Regions from separate parts of the Homo sapiens genome. Here region 1 is linked to region 2. Evidence: read pairs that join two places in POLR2A ChIA-PET (ENCODE). Cell type or tissue: GM12878. All regions are shown on one strand. Each heading gives the region's core, and the rest is flanking DNA. Links, peaks and the distances in the headings are about the cores only. Region 1 has its middle 16 kb from the start of OR2T2. Region 2 has its middle 7.9 kb from the start of OR2T27.

Evidence for each region. Peaks named below come from ENCODE experiments on the same cell type or tissue, not always from the same donor. Only the 100,000 strongest peaks of a DNase experiment are listed, where the experiment ranks them.
Region 1: POLR2A ChIA-PET joins it to region 2 with 6 read pairs; 1 of 35 experiments calls an interaction of 5 or more read pairs at or near these places.

Annotation. Positions count from the first base shown.
Region 1 is chr1:248,426,762-248,432,153 of GRCh38, reverse strand. No RefSeq gene overlaps it. Among named protein-coding and RNA genes, the nearest start is that of OR2T2, 16 kb to the left of the region's middle. In GM12878, for the core only: no CTCF peak of the experiment used is centred there; no DNase peak of the experiment used is centred there; H3K27ac peaks cover 1,002 bases.
Region 2 is chr1:248,660,702-248,666,093 of GRCh38, reverse strand. No RefSeq gene overlaps it. Among named protein-coding and RNA genes, the nearest start is that of OR2T27, 7.9 kb to the right of the region's middle. In GM12878, for the core only: no CTCF peak of the experiment used is centred there; a DNase peak (open chromatin) is centred at 2,460.

The DNA.
Region 1 (5,392 bases), core at 146-5,145, 230 kb after region 2:
TGTTCAGGCACCACTTGTGACAGACTTGTACAATTACTACTTGAGACCATCATTACAGGACTGAATGAAGAAATGAACGTAGAAATAGTAACAAAAGACAGAAGAAAATGGTTTTAAGGAAAGGCTCGCTTAGGGGAAGAAGAGAGATCCCAGCTGCTAGTCAGTAAAGGCAGCCGCCCGAGCTTCTCAGCCCTCCGTATTTATTGGGTAGAAAGAGCAGGGAGGAGGATGTCACAATTGGTCAGCTACTTGATTGATTACAGGTTCACATCATTGCTATCAGACTTTCAGACGTACCTAATAACAAGAAACACTTGTGCCTGGGGCGTGACCGCCCTCAGCATAACCTCTGTGTGGCAAACGCAGTTTGTCAGTTTGCCAACATTCTGCATTTATGAGAAGCAGTTTTGCTGCTTACTCACCCAGCCTCCAGTGGGGTACTCAGTTGATCACGACCCTCACTCTTTCGGCCTCCAACAGGGTACCTCAAATGAGTAGAATCATACAATATTTGCCTTTATACTTACTTCACTTCATTTTCAGGGTTCATCCATGTGGCAGAAAATATCAGAGTTTCATTCCTTTTGAAGGCAGAATAGTATCACATTGTTTGTATATATCACATTTTGCTCATTTATTTGTCTATTGATGGACACAACCTTTTGGCTATCGTAAATAATGGAGCTATGAACTCTGTTGTACAATTTTCTGAGTTCGTGATTTTAATTCTTTTGAATTTCAAAAATAATTTTGAAATTCTTTTGAATGGTATCTTCTATAAGTTGAGACATACACATTTGTTGTGTAAGTCACTGAGATTTTGGGGTGTTGTAGGTAAGTCCTATGAAGGACTCAGTGTGAGCAGACTGGTGCACTGTTCTCCCTTTTCATGGATGCATAGGAATATGGTTGGGGCTAGAATGACAAAACACTGGCTATTTACCTTGAAATACTTTAACATAATAATAAAGGGAGTTTAAAAAGGAACTGATTGTTTGAGATACTGAAGAAATAGAAATAGATTCAGAGATTAATGAAGATAGATACTTAGAGCCAGAACTACAGTTAGAGATATAGATTCAATGTTCTCTCTCTCCCAAGATAGACAGATAGCTAGATAGATAGCCGGAGGATATGAATACAATCTGGCAAGCTGATTCTTAAAATGATGATCAAAGAGCCAAGAATAGCAGCCAAGATAATGTTAAATAAGAACAATGCAGATAAATTGTCATACCAGAAATTCAGATTTACTTTCAAAGTTAAACTGTTAAACAGTATACAACTCACACATCACAAGACAAATAAACCAAAAAAAAAAAAAAAAAGAATAAAGAGTTCAGAAATAGGTCCATGTATCTACAGAAATTTTATGAAACCTTATTTCATCTGACAAATGTTTGTCGAATTTATACTATGTACAGCCATCTGTTGAACTATTAAGACCCTTGGGATATATTTGTTTGCAAAATAGGTGCCTGTCCTCATGAAGCTGCCCATGTAGCCCAGAGGCAGTGAACAATAACAAACAGAAGAAAGAAGTTAACTATATAGTCTGTCAATGTCAAATGGTATAGAGAAAGGGAAAAAGTAGATTAAGAGAGAGAAAGAATTGCTGAAGCTGTGGTAATGTTTGTTGCTTTTTACAATGTCATCGATAGTACAGATCTCTTTGGAAGGATAACATTCATGCAGTCTTGAGGACATAAAGAATTTAGCCCTGAAGAGAGTGTTGGGGTGGGAGGGATCCCAAGTGGAGAAAAAAAAACAAAACAAAACTGGTAGGACAGGCCTGAGGTGAGAGTGTACATGGCTTATTCAAAGAATGACAAGAAGGCCAGGATGGCTAGAGCAGTGAGGGAAACAGTGGCACAAGCAGACATCTAAGAGGCAATGGGGCAGAGGAGCATGTAAAAGGGCCCTGTAGAGCTTCCTGTAAGAATTTTAGATTTTACTCCCAATAAACGGTGAGCTGCAGTGGGGTTTTAATCACCAAAGTGGCATGATCTGACGTTTCTTCAACTGCTGCTTTAGAAATAACCCTTAGAGGATTTAGGTAAAGCAGGAACATATTGTAGAAATGGTTGGAACCTAGGTGTCTTCTGAAGGTAGAGCCAACAGGATTCCTTTACTAGTTGGATGTCAGTTTCAAGGGAAAGAGAAGCACCAGGGGCAACTCTAAGGGCTTGGATTGAGCAACTGAAATTATGGACCTCCTACCAGTGGGCCTAAGGAAAGACGCAGTTGCAGGAAGTTTAGGGTGGGAAGACAGAGGCACAGATCAGTTTGGTGAATGCCAAGTTTGCTTTGAACTGCAGTCATTAATACATAGATATTATTATATAGATACATGTTTATAGCTAAGAACCCCAATGAGCTTAACAGAGAAAAGGTACAGGAAAAAAAAGAAGAGGACCCATAACTGAGCTAGGAGCCCTCCAGTATTAAGAAGTGGGCCTGGAGAAATGACACAAGGAGAAAAAAAATTAAAAGGAAAAACAAAACAATGAGTTAGGAAAAGCCATCAGTATGGTGTACTTGAAGACAGATGAAAATGCAACAAAACAAAACAAAACACACATCTTCAATCGAGGGAATAGACAGTTATATCAAAACAAGGAAAAAAACAGACAAACAAAAACTGTGCTGATGGCCCTGAAAGATTTGATTTATCCACATAAAGATCATTGAAATGAGAGGTAAATATCCTGAATAGAGAGGACAGTGGAGGAATTAGGGAGACCAAGAGCAGGCAAAGCTTTTGTGGAATGTGACTATAAAGGAGACAGAGATGTCACTGCAGATCTGGGAAAAATAAATTTATCAAGTTGTATTGGGAAAATTGTTTGTTCATATGGGGAATGGAAAATTTGCCTAAAGTCACATACCACAGATATGTTTTAGGCGGGTTAAAAACTAAAAGGTGAAGAAACAAACAAAAAAAAAAACTATGAGCTTTTAGAAGATAAGATAGGATAATATTTTCTTGACTTCAGCTTGTGAACAGATTAGTTAAGACACAAAAAGAACTAATATAAAGTAAAATGTTGGTAATTCAATTTACAAATAAATAAAATTTAAACACTTGGATAGGTCACAAACTAGCAGATGTGTAACAAAACTGAAAACAAAATATCCAGCACATGTATAAAAAAATTCTTATGTGTCTATAACAAAAGGCCAAAATTTGATAGCAAATGGGAAAAATACTTGAATAGGTACTTTACAAAAGAGAAACTCTAAATGGCTGATAAATCAAAGAAAAGTTACTCAACCTCATTATAAGTCAGAAAAATATATACCCATCAATTCTACCCATAGGTATATGCACTATGTTTTTTGCATTTATATATGAAAACATAAGGACATAAATGTCAATAGCAAAAACATTCATAATAGCCCCAAGCTGAAAATAACATACATACCAAATAACTATAGAATAAATATATCAATTAAGATATTCAATGACATTGCATATGCTAAGGAAAATGAGCAAACTATACAAGATAATGAGCTGAATATCACAAAAATTATATTTAGCAAAAAAGTCAAAATAATATATTCAAAGTAACTTCATTTTTAAAGTTCAAAATTAGGCAAGAGTAAACTCTGTTGTTTACAGATAGATACCGTATTAGTCCGTCCTCATGCTGCCATAAAGACATACCTGGGACTGGGTAATTTATGGAGAAAAGAGGTTTAATTGACTCACAGTTGCTTAGGCTTTACAGAAAGCATGGCTGGGGAGGCCCCGGGAAACACACAATCATGGGGGAAGGTGGAGGGGAAGCAGGTACAATCTTTACAAGGCTGAGCAGGAGAGAGAGAGTGAAAGGGGAAGTGCTTCACACTTTCAAGCAACTAGATCTCAGGAGAACTCACTCAGAATCATGAGTACAGCAAGGGGGAAATCCACCCCAGGATCCAATCACCTCCTACCAGCTACCTCCCTGAACACTGGGAATTACAATTCAACATGAGATTTAGGTGGGGACACAGAGCCAAACCATATTGATACATAAGATGTAAAACTATGAAAATAATAAAGGAAACTAGTCACCTATCAGCTAAACAGACAGTACCTGATTCATTCAGGCCAAAATGTGAAAGTATTACTAACCACAGGTTCTTGGGCTCCTGTGCAATAGAAATGGACATGAGACCAAGCAAGTTTTCCAGACAAGGCTTTATTAAGGGCTTGTGCTCGAACACAAGGGAGACAGCACTGGAATGACAGTTCTCTGGCTGGTTCCCCATGGCTAGGCCTTTGCTGTGTTTTAAGATGAGTGACATGGATAATCATGAGGTATGGGAGGCTCTTTATACATGTGGAGTGGAGCACAGGATATGCAGGCACAGTGAGAAATTATGTGAACACATACATTGCATGATCAAAAAATGGTGGGTAAGCCCTTCCCTGGGTGGAGATTTTAGTATTATAATGAAGCAAGGGGTAAAGATCAGTCATTCTTCTGGTCTTATGCACATGTGAGTGATAAGGTTAACTCCCTTGAATAAGATTTATGGTGGAATGCTGCTTATCTTAGTTTCTTCAAGTTATCCATGCAGTGGGTATCGTGCCAGTGGAGGTGGTGGTGCAAGGTCTGGAAGTTGGCAGGTACGGGAAAAAAAATGTGATAGTAGGAGTGGGGGCCAAGCCCTGTCCTTACTGTGTTTCAGAAGTAGGTTATGTGTATTGATACAGTTCAGACACACATTGTATCCCTGATATAATGAACTGATACAGTTCAGACACACCTCATATCCCTGATATAATGAACTGATACAGTTCACAGACACACATTGTATCCCTGATATAATGAACTGATACAGTTCAGACACAACTCATATCCCTGATATAATAAACGGATACAGTTCACAGACACACATTGAATCCCTGATATAATGAACTGATACAGTTCAGAGACACATTCTATCCCTGATATAATGAATGCATACAGTTCAGACACACCTCATATCCGTGATATAATGAACGGATACAGTTCCGACACACATTCTATCCCTGATATAATGAACTGATACAGTTCAGAGACACATTCTATCCCTGTTATAATGAATGCATACAGTTCAGACACACATTCTATCCCTGATATAATGAATGCATACAGTTCAGACACACATTCTGTCCCTGATATAATGAACGGATACAGTTCAGACACACATTCTATCCCTCTTAGTGATGCTAAGCCTAAGAATCTAGGAGTATAGAAACTTTAGCAAAATCCCGTATAAATGGACTGCATGGACCACATGAGCTGTGTTGTGACTTCCCTGTGAATGAGATGGGTCACACCATAAGATGATAGTATCAAAACTTTGCAAAGTTTATAATTAGTGGTACAGGGGGCGGGGGTGGGGGGGAAGTAAGACA
Region 2 (5,392 bases), core at 113-5,112:
AGCATCACATGACAGATAGTAGACACTGAAAGAAATAAAAATATTTTACCACAAAATATATTTATATGACAGATTTCGAAATGGCCCTGCAAAGCTATCTTTTGTGGGGGAAATTTTGCATCTGCCATTAGTGCAGCTAGGCCTTTTCCAGATCTAGGAAAGATAAACTGTGAGGCTCACACCTTTTAAGGTCCAAAAAGAGACATTTACCATCTATTCTTTCTGAAGCCAGCTACATGGAGGCTTCATATATGTAACAAGAATCTTAGCTTCCACAAACTCCCTTACCTTAACTCAAACATTTTTTTCTACTGACTTCAAGTCTTTAGTTTAACTCTTTCAACCAATTGCCAATCAGAAAAATCTTTGCATCCACGTATGACTTATAAGCCTTCCACTTCATGTCCTGCTTTTTCAGGCTGGAACAATGTATATTTTACATGTATTGATTTATGACTTTGCCTGCAAGTTCTTTCCCTAAGTTTTAGGGAGACAGAAGTTACCCTGGGCACACTTTCTCAGGATCTTCTGAGGCTTTTCCCTGGCCATCGTCACTCATATTGGCTCAGAATAAACCTCTTTAAATATTTTACAGTGTTCAGCTTTTTCATCAGATGCAAACTTGACATACTAAATAAGCTGAAGAAAACTGAGAAAACCGAAGAGGTAGAAAGGTCACTTTCTGATTTTTTCTGCCCTTCTCCCCTGAGAGCTGTCCACAAAAGAATTCTCAGACCTACCTGTTCTGAGAGAAGGTAATAAGCCCCTTATTCCAGAGGGGCCCTGACCAATGCCCAGAGGGAAAAAAATGTCACATGGGGAGGCCACTAAGAATCTGAACAAACCTCACTAAGTCCTCCTCCTAAGTTTATTTCCATTATATCATATTTTTAAATGTTCTAATCATACTTTTAAGGCTCGCATGCCTCATGAAACTTCTACTAAGTAAATTTGCTATACTTTTCTGTTGCTAATCTGTCTTTTGTTAGAAGTTACCAACCACGAACCTTTTGATGAGCAAGGAAAAAATGTCTTACTTCCCCCCCGCCCCCCCCCCCCGTAGCACTAATTATAAACTTTGCAAAGTTTTGATACTATCTATCATCTTATGGTGTGACCCATCTCATTCACAGGGAAGTCCAAACACAGCTCATGTGGTCTATGCAGTCCATTTATACGGGATTTTGCTACAGTTTCTATACTCCTAGATTCTTAGGCTTAGCATCACTAAGAGGGATAGAATGTGTCTGAACTGTATCCGTTCATTATATCAGGGATAGAATGTGTCTGAACTGTATGCATTCATTATATCAGGGATAGAATGTGTCTCTGAACTGTATCAGTTCATTATATCAGGGATATAAGGTGTGTCTGAACTGTATCCGTTCATTATATCAGGGATAGAATGTGTCTATGAACTGTATCCGTTCATTATATCAGGGATAGAATGTGTCTCTGAACTGTATCAGTTCATTACATCAGGGATAGAATGTGTCTGTGAACTGTATCAGTTCATTATATCAGGGACAGAATGTGTGTCTGAACTGTATCAATACACATAACCTACTTCTGAGACACAGTAAGGACAGGGCTTGGCCCCCACTCCTACTATCACATTTTTTTCCCGTACCTGCCAACTTCCAGACCTTGCACCACCACCTCCACTGGCACGATACCCACTGGATGGATAACTTGAAGAAACTAAGTTAAGCAGCATTCCACCATAAATCTTATTCAAGGGAGTTAACCTTATCACTCACGTGTGCCTAAGACCAGAAGAATGACTGATCTTTACCCCTTGCTTCATTATAATACTAAAATCTCCACCCAGGGAAGGGCTTACCTACCATTTTTTGATCATGCAATGTATGTGTTCACATAATTTCTCACTGTGCCTGCATATCCTGTGCTCCACTCCACATGTATAAAGAGCCTCCCATACCTCATGATTATCCACGTCACTCATCTTAAAACACAGCAAAGACCTAGCCATGGGGAACCAGCCAGAGAACTGTCATTCCAGTGCTGTCTCCCTTGTGTTCGAGCATAAGCCCTTAATAAAGCCTTGTCTGGAAAACTTGCTTGGTCTCATGTCCATTTCTATTGCACAGGAGCCCAAGAACCTGTGGTTAGTAATACTTTCACATTTTGGCCTGAATGAATCAGGTACTGTCATTTAGCTGATAGGTGACTAGTTTCCTTTATTATTTTCATAGTTTTACATCTTATGTGTCAATATGGTTTGGCTCTGTGTCCCCACCTAAATCTCATGTTGAATTGTAATTCCCAGTGTTCAGGGAGGTAGCTGGTAGGAGGTGATTGGATCCTGGGGTGGATTTCCCCCTTGCTGTGCTCATGATTCTGAGTGAGTTCTCCTGAGATCTAGTTGCTTGAAAGTGTGAAGCACTTCCCCTTTCACTCTCTCTCTCCTGCTCAGCCTTGTAAATATTGTACCTGCTTCCCCTCCACCTTCCCCCATGATTGTGTGTTTCCCGGGGCCTCCCCAGCCAGCTTTCTGTGAAGCCTAAGCAACTGTGAGTCAATTAAACCTCTTTTCTCCATAAATTACCCAGTCCCAGGTATGTCTTTATGGCAGCACGAGGACGGACTAATACAGTATCTATCTCTAAACAACAGAGTTTACTCTTGTCTATTTTTGAACTTTAAAAATGAAGTTACTTTGAATATTTTTTTGACTTTTTTGCTAAATATAATTTTTGTGATATTCAGCTCATTATCGTGTATGGTTTGCTCATTTTCCTTAGCATATGCAAAGTCATTGAATATCTTAATTGATATATTTATTCTATAGTTATTTGGTATGTATGTTATTTTCAGCTTCAGGCTATTATGAATGCTTTTGCTATTGACATTTATGTCCTTATGTTTTCATATATAAATGCAAAAAATATAGTGCATATACCTATGGGTAGAATTGATGGGTATGTATTTTTCTGACTTATAATGAGGTTGAGTAAGTTTTCTTTGATTTATTAGCCATTTAGAGTTTCCCTTTTGTAAAGTACCTATTCAAGTATTTTTCCCATTTGCTATCAAATTTTGGCCTTTTGTTATAGACACATAAGAATTTTTTTATACATGTGCTGGATATTTTGTTTTCAGTTTTGTTACACATCTGCTAGTTTGTGACCTATCCAAGTGTTCAAATTTTATTTGTAAATTGAATTACCAATATTTTACTTTATATTAGCCTTTTTTGTCTTAAGTAATCTGTTCATAACCTGAAGTCAAGAAAATATTATCCTATCTTCTAAAAGCTCATAGTTTTTTTTTTTTCTTTCTTCACCTTTTAGTTTTTAACCCGCCTAAAACATATCTGTGGTATGTGACTTTAGGCAAATTTTCCATTCCCCATATGAACAAACAATTTTCCCAATACAACTTGATAAATTTATTTTTCCCAGATCTGCAGTGACATCTCTGTCTCCTTTATAGTCACATTCCATAAAAGCTTTGCCTGCTCTTGGTCTCCCTAATTCCTCCACTGTCCTCTCTATTCAGGATATTTACCTCTCATTTCAATGATCTTTATGTGGATAAATCAAATCTTTCAGGGCAATCAGCACAGTTTTTGTTTGTCTGTTTTTTTCCTTGTTTTGATATAACTGTCTGTTCCCTCGATTGAAGATGTGTATTTTGTTTTGTTGCATTTTCATCTGTCTTCAAGTACACCATACTGATGGCTTTTCCTAACTCATTGTTTTGTTTTTCCTTTTAATTTTTTTTCTCCTTGTGTCATTTCTCCAGGCTCACTTCTTAATACTGGAGGGCTCCTAGCTCAGTTATGGGTCCTCTTCTTTTTTTTCCTGTACCTTTTCTCTGTTAAGCTCATTGGGGTTCTTAGCTATAAACATGTATCTATATAATAATATCTATGTATTAATGACTGCAGTTCAAAGCAAACTTGGCATTCACCAAACTGATCTGTGCCTCTGTCTTCCCACCCTAAACTTCCTGCAACTGCGTCTTTCCTTAGGCCCAGTGGTAGGAGGTCCACAATTTCAGTTGCTCAATCCAAGCCCTTAGAGTTGCCCCTGGTGCTTCTCTTTCCCTTGAATCAGATATCCAACTAGTAAAGGAATCCTGTTGGCTCTACCTTCAGAAGACATCTAGGTTCCAACCATTTCTACAATATGTTCCTGCTTTACCTAAATCCTCTAAGGGTTATTTCTAAAGCAACAGTTGAAGAAACGTCAGATCATGCCACTTTGGTGATTAAAACCCCACTGTCGCTCACTGTTTATTGGGAGTAAAATCTAAAATTCTTACAGGAAGCTCTACAGGGCCCTTTTACATGCTCCTCTGCCCCATTACCTCTTAGATGTCTGCTTGTGCCACTGTTTCCCTCACTGCTCCAGCCATCCTGGCCTTCTTGTCATTCTTTGAATAAGCCATGTACACTCTCACCTCAGGCCTGTCCCACCAGTTTTTTTTTTTTTTTCTCCACTTGGGATCCCTCCCACCCCAACACTCTCTTCAGGGCTAAATTCTTTATGTCCTCAAGACTGCATGAATGTTATCCTTCCAAAGAGATCTGTACTATCGATGACATTGTAAAAAGCAACAAACGTTACCACAGCTTCGGCAATTCTTTCTCTCTCTTAATCTACTTTTTCCCTTTCTCTATACCATTTGACATTGACAGACTATATAGTTAACTTCTTTCTTCTGTTTATTATTTTTCACTGCCTCTGGGCTACATGGGCAGCTTCATGAGGACAGGCACCTATTTTGCAAACAAATATATCCCAAGGGTCTTAATAGTTCAATAGATGGCTGTACATAGTATAAATTCAACAAACATTTGTCAGATGAAATAAGGTTTCATAAAATTTCTGTAGATGCATGGACCTATTTCTGAACTCTTTATTCTTTTTTTTTTTTTTTGGTTTGTCTTGTGATGTGTGAGTTGTATACTGTTTAACGGTTTAACTTGAAAGTAAGTCTGAATTTCTGGCATGACCATTTATCTGCGTTGTTCTTATTTAACATTATCTTGGCTGCTATTCTTGGCTCTTTGATCATCTTTTTAAGAATCAGCTTGCCAAATTGTATTCATATCCTCCGGCTATCTATCTAGCTATCTGTCTATCTTGGGAGAGAGAGAACATTGAATCTATATCTCTGTTTCTAACTGTAGTTCTGGCTCTAAGTATCTATCTTCATTAATCTCTGAATCTATTTCTATTTCTTCAGTATCTCAAACAATCAGTTCCTTTTTAAACTCCCTTTATTATTATGTTAAAGTCTTTCAAGGTAAATAGCCAGTGTGTTGTCATTCTAGCCCTGACCATATTCCTATGCATCCATGAAAAGGGAGAACAGTGCACCAGTCTGCTCACACTGAGTCCTTCATAGGACTTACTTACAA